2 separate regions of the Mus musculus genome follow, and region 1 is linked to region 2. A link is a loop called in an ENCODE intact Hi-C map of the cell type or tissue named here. Cell type or tissue: left cerebral cortex. All regions are shown on one strand.

Region 1 (5,000 bases), 99 kb after region 2:
GAGTGCTTGTCTTAATCCTGCCAGAAGCTCTGGGTCTGATCCCAGTACAAGAGCAAACAAGCATGCACACTGATGGTTAGGAACAGGATATCTGGGGCAGGGCAGTCCTTGTGCGTTATACTTCATTCATGAGAAGTCCTTGAGAGTCTGAAAGGTTAGGTTAAGAAGTATCCTTCTCTGTTTTGTGTGTGTCTTCTGCACTACAGTCTTCATCTGAAGAGAGTTCTGCAGGAGGACTGGGGAGTCTTGACAGGTCTGGGTCTGGCCCCTGATGGCCAGTCTCTCATCTTGATGAAAGAGGATGTGGAATTACTAGAGATGAAGCCTGGGTCTATTCCATCTTCTATCTGGTAAGATCTAAAATGCTTTTTCCTCTTGTGTTAAAAAGAAGAAAAGAGGTTTGTGGTTACCCCAAGACTGCGTCAGACTCAGGGTAAAGCACTGGGGTCATGAAGAGAGGCAGTCCTGGCTCAGTCTCTTACTTTCTTATAAACAGCAGGAGGTATGGAGTACATTCTTCAATACTGTGCACCAGCAAGGAGTACGGCTTGTTCTACCTGCAGCAGGGGGACTCCGGATTACTTTCTATATTGGTGAGTTCTGTTTGGATGTGTTACAACAGCCATCTGTGCAGAACCAATGCACAGATTTAAACCTTGGAATCCACCATGGAGTGTAAGGCGAGCGAGGGAAAGGCAGGTGGCTCCAATGCTCTCATCTCCCTTCCCTAGAGCAACTCTCCTTTAAATCTTTGGATGCTAAGTTTCCATGTAAGATTTCATTGTGCAAAACAGAGTTGTATAGTTTTTTTTAAGTCAGACACCTAGGAGGACTTTCTCTCCTTCGTTCTTCCTTTCTTTCATTCTTTCTCTCTCTTTTTCTCTCTTTCCTTCCTTCCTTCCTTCCTTCCTTCCTTCCTTCCTTCCTTCCTTCCTTCCTTCCTTCCTTCCTTCCTTCCTTCCTTCCTTCCTTCTCCTTTCCAGTTGTTTTGAGACAAGGGCTCATTATATAGCCATGACTGACCTGGAGCTCACTGACATCTGCTTGCCTCTGCTTCCTGAGTGCAAAGAGATGAGTGACACTGTGCTTGGCTCTTTTACATCTTAATTTGTGTGTGTGTGTATGTGTGTGTGTGTGTGTGTGTGTGTGTTTGGGGGGCACTTGTAAGCCATAGTATGTTTGTGGAAGTTAGAAGACAACTTGGTGAGGTTGGTTCTCTTCTTCTACTGTTTGATCTAGAGATCAAACTCTGTTGTGAGGCTTGCTGGCAATTGCTCCTACCTGCTGAGCCATCTCTCCTCTCCAGGCTTTCTGTGCAGCTCTTGCTGTCCTGTCTGGGGACTCACTCCATATAGCAGGCAGGCTGGCCTAGAACTTAGAGATATGCCTCCCTAGTTCTGGGATTAAAGGCTTGTGCCACCATGCCTGTCTCCTAGGTTTCCTAGTTGTGATTTTTTTTTTTTTTTTTTTTTTGGTTTCTGTCAGTATTAGCATTTTAAGGTCAAGGGCTACACCGTGTCTCTGTCATGGTGCATGGTGCAGGTACCTCACAGATGCTTTATGCTTAACTGTTTGGGATTCTGTCAGAGCTAGATTTCATTCCCAAGATTCCTAAGGTCTCTTGTTTCTGGAAAGTTTTAAGAAATCCTAATCGGATACCTACTAAAGTTACGTACAAAGTCTGTCTAGAAAGCAGTGATTCTGTTCCTAAATATGTACTTAAGTGAAAGAAGTATACATAGTCCCCAAATGCCAGGCCCAGACACGTCTGTGTTAGCCTAAATTCAACATAGCCCAACCTGGACATGCAATTCTCAGTATGTAACTGCATGACAGCAGAAAGTAGAACATGATAAGTAGGGAAATACAGACATGTCCTTCTGCAAAGGAAGCCAGTCACAAACATGGCCACACTACAGAGATCTCACTGATGTGGAGTTTGTAATAAGTGGAGACACTTAAATCTGCTGCCAGCTTTCGGGCTCTCCTACCAACTGGGACTGGGCATGAGAACAACATCGAGAACTGTTCCACATCTCCACCTAGGGGCACTGCATGGGTAGATCTTACATGCATTCACTTGATGCATGTATTTTATTTGTAGGTGTGGTGGGTTTTAGTTTTTTGTCTTTTGTTTTTGTGTAATACTAATATTTTGTGTCATATATATCCTGTCTTAGAGCTTTGATAGTGGCGTTGTGTCATGAACTAAACAAAGTTACCTCTCTACCTATCCCTTCACAGGAGCAAAAGGAGTCAGGGGAGTTTGAAGAGATCCTGGACTTCAATCTGAACTTAAATAATCCTAATGGGTCCCCAGTATCAATCACTCAGGCCAAACCTGAGTCTGGTTAGTGGGAGAAGAAGGGCCAGAGTGCTCTTTCTGGGGTGGCTTAGGGGAGGCTTGTGGGTCCTCAAGGCTTGAGCCCTGGCTAACTCTGCTCTTAAAATGGCAGAATCATCCCTTTTGTGCGCCACCTCTGATGGGATGCTGTGGAACTTATCTGAATGTACCTCAGAGGGAGAATGGATCGTAGATAACATTTGGCAGAAAAAAGCAAAAAAACCTAAAACTCAGACTCTGGAGACAGAGTTGTCCCCGCACTCAGAGTTGGATTTTTCCATTGATTGCTGGATTGATCCCACAAATTTAAAGGCACAGCAGTGTAAAAAGGTGAGCTTGGAGGGAGGGGTCATAGAGGGAGGCGGTTCTAAATCTGGCTCAGCAGCAGCCTTTGCTGCTTCAGTAAGTGAAAGGTCTCCCTGAGAACTCATGTTGTTCCCCTCCTTTCCGAGATCCACTTGGGCTCTGTCACAGCCCTCCATGTGCTTCCGGGATTGCTGGTGACAGCTTCGAAGGACAGAGATGTTAAGCTGTGGGAGAGACCCAGTATGCAGCTGGTAAGTGTGGGTCTCTGTGTGCACACGTGCACACAAGCGGAGAAAGGGCTAGTGCAAGAAAATGAATGCAGGCTAAGGCGTGTCAACGAAATGAAAGTTGTTTTTCTCAGTCTCTCTTGGTGTGGCCTGTTTCTAAGATATTGATTTGAGAGAAAGATAACAAGGAGACCTCAGGCCTATAGTTTCACTTCCCCCGTTTCTGTTCCTGTTTCAGCTGGGCTTGTTCCGATGTGAAGGGCCAGTGAGCTGTCTGGAACCTTGGATGGAGCCCAGCTCTCCCCTGCAGCTTGCTGTGGGAGACACACAAGGAAACTTGTATTTTCTATCTTGGGAATGAAGATGCAGTACTCAGGACAAAGATGATGTCAACAGATGCTGCTAGCCTGAAGACACCTGTGTCTATATTCTTAGTAAGATTATAAAACTAAAATGTTGAGAGATCTAGAGTGTATGCCCGATTGTGTTCGCTGGTGATTTTAGATCAACGGGGAGGGCTCTGGATATTCCTTTCTAATTTAACATCTAAGGAGAACTGCAGGAACATGAGCATCTTTAACACGCAGATTCTATTCCTGTGTCCCTTTCTGGCCTAAGTTCTAAGGTCCACTCTTGTCAGAAGGAAGGAAGGCTATTGGTGGCCAGTACTTAGTTTGAAGAGACCTGAGGAATTCTCGTTTGGTCATGAAAGGACACAAGAGCGAGTTAAAGTCAGTAGACGTGCAAGCATTTAGGAAAAAACGGATAGACCTAGGACTGTGCTGGGTTCCTGTCACAGACTCAGCCCTCTCCCCAGAACTAACTGGCCAGAGTGGGAAACCCAGGCACCAAAGGCAGAATGAGTCTTTGGACTTTACATTTGACTTGCAAGCATTCATTGGTAGACTAATTGGCACTCTTACAGAGATCACAAATCTATTTCTCCCTCAAATTGAAGTTCATGGAGCTGAGAGATGGATCTGCCATTAAGAGCACTGGTCACTCTTACAGAGAACTGGGTTTTGATTCTTAGTGCCTACACGGTGGCTTACAACTTGCTGTAACTCCAGTTCTAGGAAACCCATCGCCCTCTTCTGGCCTCCATAGGCAATGCTCACATGTGGTACACAGACATACAGCCAAAACACTCATTCATATACATAAAAGAAAAATAAATCTCATAAAGTGTTCTTTAAAAAGAAGTCAGCCCATGATGGTTCATAATCCCAGTTCAGAGGCAGGGGTATTTGGGAGGTGGAATTTGAATTCAAGGCCAGCCTGGTCTATAGGGGGAGTTCCACGATAGCCAGGACTATATAGAGAAACCTTATCTTGAAGAACAAAGGAAGGAAAAATGAAACTAAAATGAAGTCGATAGAGCTTACAACATATTGACAAGTGGAGTAATCATGCCATGGATTTACGTTGCTTACTTACAAGGTTCTGGCCTTGAACGCAGAGGTCTACCTGACTCCTTCCTCACCTCCTGAGTGCTGGGATGAAAGGTCTGAGATCCCATGCCTGACTCGGTAATCCTTACTATAAAGCATAGCATATGGCTGTAGTCTGTATTAGGAGGCCAAGGAAGGAGGATTTTTCTTGAATTTTAGGCCATGCTGGCCTACATAGCCAGTTCTGAGACAGCCGGGTATCTAGAGTGAGATCCTGTCTTGTACTCTTTAGAAAAGTTTATAACACCCACATCTGTTCTTACGTTTTTTAAAGTTACTTTTACTTATGTGTCGATGTCTCTGTGTGTAAGAGGGTGCCTTGAAGGTCAGAAGACAGTGTTGGACCTGGAGCTAGAGGTACGGAAAATTGAGAGCTACCTGAGATGGGTGCTGGGAACCAAACTCTAGTCCTCTGGAGAGCAGCGCACTATAGTAACCACTGGACCATTTCTCTAGCCAGTTGTATTAGTGGTATAATACTTAAAGAGAGTAGGTAGATTTGGCTAGATCCTTATCAGTGAAGCCATTTATACAAACATGAACATCTGTTTTAAGGCAAAGAGTATGCAGTTTTTTGACAGTTGATGATGATTAGGATATCTTGTAGAACTGGTATAATTAAGAGGATTTTGATGGGGAAAGTGAATCTTTTGAGCCTGTATTCTGTCTACA
Region 2 (5,000 bases):
CAATGCAGGTAAAAGAGAGTGGGAAAGCAAAAAGTAATCAAGGCGCCAACCAACATTCTTAGAGCGGGCATTCATCATGTAAGTCCAGAAAGTGTAAGCGTAAGCAGTGTTGGGGTAGAGATGCCGGAAGCTGTCAGCCAATGGTACAGCTTGTAGCAGTTCCCCAAAACCTTGGCGCTCCTGGGGAGTAAAGCCAGCATTCTTTTTGTTTCCTTTGGGGTTACGGAGGTCAATTTCTTCATGAGCCACATTGAGATCCCCACATAGCACAAGAGGCTTTCTGGAAGCCAAGTCCTTTAGAAACTTTCGGAAGGCTTCATCCCAACGCTGTCGGTATTCCAGTCTTACCAGACCCCTGCCTGCATTGGGAACATAGGCTGTTACCAGGACAAAGGACTCAAATTCAGCCACAATCACCCGGCCTTCTTGATCATGTTCTTCCTCGCCTATAAAAATAAAAACCAGTGTAAAAATTTTAAGAAAGGTCTAAGAAAAAGTAGTAGAGTTAACTGAAGAACATTCAGACATGAATGTCATTAAGGTCTCACCAATGCCATAAGAGACTTTTAGCGGGCACTGGCGGGAAAGTAGGCCCACACCACTGTATCCTTCTTTGTCTGACGGAGCTGACCAGTACTGATGGGTGAGTCCAGGCAGCTCTTGCAGTTCAGCCGGGAGTTTGTTCTCCGAGCACTTGGTCTCTTGGAGGCACAAGATATCTGGTGCTTCTTCCTTTACCCACTGAATGGAAATGTGGAAAATTAAAATTTTATGTGCTACATGCTATACACAGAAGGCATTCGAGCAGCAGAATATAAACAAATCTTGTATGTGAGTGAGTGTCCGTTAGTCACCTGACTGGGGTGCTGGAAACCTAACTGGAACCTTCGGAAGCACAATGTGCTGTCAACTGCAGAACGCTCGCTCCCATTTGGATCTTAAGTAGTTACTGGGATTGAGGATATGCTAAGTAACCCAAAAGCGGGGGGGGGGGGGGCAAACAGTCTAGACTAGTTTTTTTAAAAAATGAAATGAGGGAGTTGTTGGGGTTTATATAGGCTTTTAGGAGCCCTCCACCAACCCCCCGGGGGGGCATCTACAGACGCGAAAAATAACGTTTCAAAGGAAACAAGATGATTGGTCCTTAAGACGAGTCAACCAAGAAAGGTCTACTTCCCGATTCTGAACTGTACTCACATCCAAACCTTTCTTTTTAATCCAGGCTCGAAGCCCATCCACATTCCAGGAGCATATCTTGAGTGTGGCAGATTTGCCACTGGGTGAGGTTTTCTGATCTGGAGGGTCCTCGTACAGGACAGGGCCCTCTCCCGCGGCCTCCTTCTCGGTTTTCTTTGCTGCCCCCTTACTCTTCTTGGTCTCTGGCTCTATAAAATGGGTAAAGTAGTAAGAGCTGGCAGTTCCAACCTCAGGCCAGAGTTAACTCTAACCTCATTAGGCGTTCTAATTACACAAACTTCTCGGAACCCAGCAACGTAACTTGGTCCATATTTACCGTAATTCATGGCGGTCTAGTAAAGCCCTGAACTTGCCTGGGGGGTGGGGTTGGGCACGCTTACCCGACTTGGGTTCTTCCCCGTCGTCGGCCGCCGCTTTCTTTCCCCGCTTTGGCATCGCTGTGACGAAAGCCCTTAGGCTCCTGGAGCACCGAAGCAGTGTTTACTGCGCTGCCTGCAGATAAGAAACGATGAAATCAAAACACAAGGAGAGGCAGCGAGGCGCCTCCCGTAGGCGTTTGCACACCCGGGGCTGCGGTTCTTCCGGCCTGGCCCGCCACGAGCAATGCAGCCCCTCGCCCGCGTTAGGCCCTTCAGCGAGCAGGGTCGCGAAACGCGCTAGAACAAGGTACCTGACCTCCCAACGAAGCCAGAGACCCTCACGGCACAAAGAATGGAGTCTGCCTGTTCCCACGTGGGCGATTGGTGTGGTCACGTGATTCGAGGGCTCCGCCCCCACGTGGTTCTGGAGCGCGATGATTGGTCCTCCTGGCACCTCGTGACATAACTTCTGGCGCCCGAAAGTCCCTTCGCTTGGTTCTGGGTTGTTCGTGGTAGTGCCGGTTACAGCTCGTCACTCGGCCTCACGACCGGGAGCCGTGAGGCACCATGCCCGCGGTGCTGGGGTTCGAAGGCAGCGCCAACAAGATCGGCGTGGGCGTGGTCCGCGACGGCACGGTGCTGGCGAACCCGCGGCGCACTTACGTCACGGCCCCGGGCACCGGTGAGTGGCTGCGGCCGCGCTTCCCGGCTCCTTGTCCAGTTTTGTTCTGTCCGATATTCCACACTGTTGCCTATGTCAGATTTTACAGGCTTCCCCACTCCAGACTCCCCTGATTGTGCGTTTGGTTGGTAACTTTTGACTAGAAGAGTCAGACACCTGGGGCTAGGTCACGTGGGTTCGTTCAGGTTTTGTTTTTGGGTTTTTTCATGCATTTTTTTGAGACAGGGTCTCTCCTTGTAACCTTTACTGACCTGGAACTTGCTGTGTAGACTCTTGACTGCTGGAATTAAAGGCATGAGCCACTACCCCCGGTTGTATTCTGATTTTATCGAGCAACTTTAATGAGCTAAGCATCCGAAAATATGTGTTCCGAGGCAGCGCTGTAGATGCACATAGAGATTGGTTTACACTGCACCGTGATAAATATAAAAGTAATCTACAACGAGGAGGGAAAGCTGGAGGAGTTCCTGTATTTTCGATCTGTTTTAGGTGTCTGTTTTTCGGTACTTTTAGAATGGAAATGGGTATCAGTGGGTTTGGACAGTTATGTGAAAAGCACCAGGCACTGCACGACTCTCAATATAGTTACAAGTTGTATTTTGCCTACCCTCTCCCAAAACTTGCACACACATATAACCTGCATGTACCTCTGAAGGCTCCCTAAGCAGGTGAAATGTTTCAGGTTACATAGTAGAAATATATGTGTGTTTAGGACTCACTCTTGTAGGCTCTAAAGCACAGAGGCTGAGATACGTGTGGTTAAAGGGAAGCTACTGACAGTTGTAGTGCTGTAGTTATCATATGTTAAGTCCAACGATATGACCTTTCATAGGGTTCTATGGAATTACAGGAAAAGTTAACAAAGAGTAGGAAGTTTGTAAAACTCAGATTGCTCCTGAACATTGTGTGTGGACCAGCACCATCTCTGAAACCCCAGTAGCCTATGTAGAGGTTGGAAAGCTAACAGAGTGTGTGGTGCAGTCTGTAATGGTGACACCTGGGAGACTGCGACAGGATCTGAGTTTAAGGCTGTCCTATGTTGTGACCTTGTCTCAAAAGTAGAGATTTGAAAAGAGAATATCTTGGGCTGGAGAAATGGCTCAGTGGTTAAGAGCACTGATTGCTCTTCCAGAGGTCCTGAGTTCAATTCCCAGCATTCACATGGTGGCTCACAACCATCTATAATAGGATCCAATGCCCTCTTCTGGTGTGTCTGAAGACAGCTACAGTGTACATACATAAAATAAATAAATCTTTAGAAAAAAAAGAAAAGAGGATGTCTTAAAACCTAGGCAAGTAGAGTATGTTTTTCTACATCGTTAAAACGTGTCTTTGTTGGTTTTTTACTTCTTTTTTTTTAATATTATTTTTATTACGTATTTTCCTCAATTACATTTCCAATGCTATCCCAAAAGTCCCCCATACCCCCGCCCCCCACTCTCCTACCCACCATTCCCACTTTTTGGCCCTGGCGTTCCCCTGTACTGGGGCATATAAAGATTGCATGTCCAATGGGCCTCTCTTTCTAGTGATGGCCGACTAGGCCATCATTTGATACATATGCAGCTAGAGTCAAGAGCTCCGGGATACTGGTTAGTTCATAATGTTGTTGCACCTACAGGGTTGCAGATCTCTTTGGCTCCTTGGATACTTTTTCTAGCTCCTCCATTAGGGGCCCTGTGATCCATCCCAGAGCTGACTGTGAGCATCCACTTATGTGTTTGCTAGGCCCCGGCCTAGTCTCACAAGAGACAGCTATATCAGGGTCCTTTCAGCAAACGCTTGCTAGTGTATGAAATGGTGTCATCGTTTGGGATGACTGTCTATGGGATAGATCCCTGGATATGGCAGTCTCTAGATGGTCCATCCTTTTGTCTCAGCTCCAAACTTTGTCTCTGTAACTCCTTCCATGGGTGATTGCTTCCAATTCTAAAAAGGGGCAAAGTGTCCACACTTTGGTCTTCATTCTTCTTCAGTTTCATGTGTTTTGCAAATTGTATCTTATATATCGGGTATACTAAGTTTCTAAGCTAATATCCACTTATCAGTGAGTACATATCATTTGAGTTCTTTTGTGATTGTGTTACCTCACTCAGGATGATGCCCTCCAGGTCCAACCATTTGCCTAGGAATTTCATAAATTCATTCTTTTTAATAGCTGAGTAGTACTCCCTGTGTAAATGTACCACATTTTTTGTATCCATTCCTCTGTTGAGGGGCATCTGGGTTCTTTCCATCTTCTGGCCATTACAAATAAGGCTGCTATGAACATAGTGGAGCATGTGTCCTTCTTACCGGTTGGGACATCTTCTGGATATATGCCCAGGAGAGGTATTGCGGGATCCTCCAGTAGTACTATACTATACTATGTCCAATTTTCTGAGGAACCGCCAGACTGATTTCCAGAGTGGTTGTACAAGCTTGCAATCCCACCAACAATGGAGGAGTGTTCCTCTTTCTCCACATCCTCGCCAGCATCTGCTGTCACCTGAATTTTTGATCTTAGCCATTCTGACTGGTGTGAGATGGAATCTCAGGGTTGTTTTGATTTGTATTTCCCTGATGACTAAGAACTTTGATCTTTTCTTTTAAGTGCTTCTCAGCCATTCGAGATTCTTCTGTTGTGAATTCTCTGTTTAGCTCTGTACCCCATTTTTTAATTGGGTTATTTGGTTTCTTAGTGGTTAGCTTGAGTTCTTTATATATTTCGGATATCAGTGGGATTAGTGACAATTTTTTCCCCATTGTGTAGGTTGCCAGTT

The links. Hi-C counts contacts between places; a loop is a spot of excess contacts. Peaks named below come from ENCODE experiments on the same cell type or tissue, not always from the same donor. Only the 100,000 strongest peaks of a DNase experiment are listed, where the experiment ranks them.
Region 1: it touches region 2 in a loop (2.5-fold over the local background); 7 of 42 quality-filtered maps call a loop at or near these places.

Annotation. Positions count from the first base shown.
Region 1 is chr14:50,822,406-50,827,405 of GRCm38, reverse strand. It overlaps Tep1 (telomerase associated protein 1), which reads left to right. Exons shown (of 55, transcript NM_009351.2): 50 at 207-350; 51 at 497-593; 52 at 2,245-2,350; 53 at 2,457-2,674; 54 at 2,797-2,901; 55 at 3,116-3,345. The coding sequence ends at 3,238. Among named protein-coding and RNA genes, the nearest start is that of Gm52116, 11 kb to the left of the region's middle. In left cerebral cortex, CTCF peaks have their summits at 2,052 and 3,977 (motif pointing left); DNase peaks (open chromatin) are centred at 619, 2,001, 2,857, 3,088 and 1 more place.
Region 2 is chr14:50,921,902-50,926,901 of GRCm38, reverse strand. Osgep (O-sialoglycoprotein endopeptidase) reads left to right here and starts at 2,009. Exons shown (of 11, transcript NM_133676.2): 1 at 2,009-2,238. The coding sequence starts at 2,124. It overlaps Apex1 (apurinic/apyrimidinic endonuclease 1), which reads right to left and starts at 1,953. Exons shown (of 5, transcript NM_009687.2): 1 at 1,873-1,953; 2 at 1,578-1,689; 3 at 1,198-1,385; 4 at 549-741; 5 at 1-446. The coding sequence starts at 1,632. RefSeq lists a promoter at 1,761-2,233. In left cerebral cortex, no CTCF peak of the experiment used is centred here; DNase peaks (open chromatin) are centred at 867 and 1,995; H3K4me3 peaks cover 2,443 bases; H3K27ac peaks cover 1,561 bases.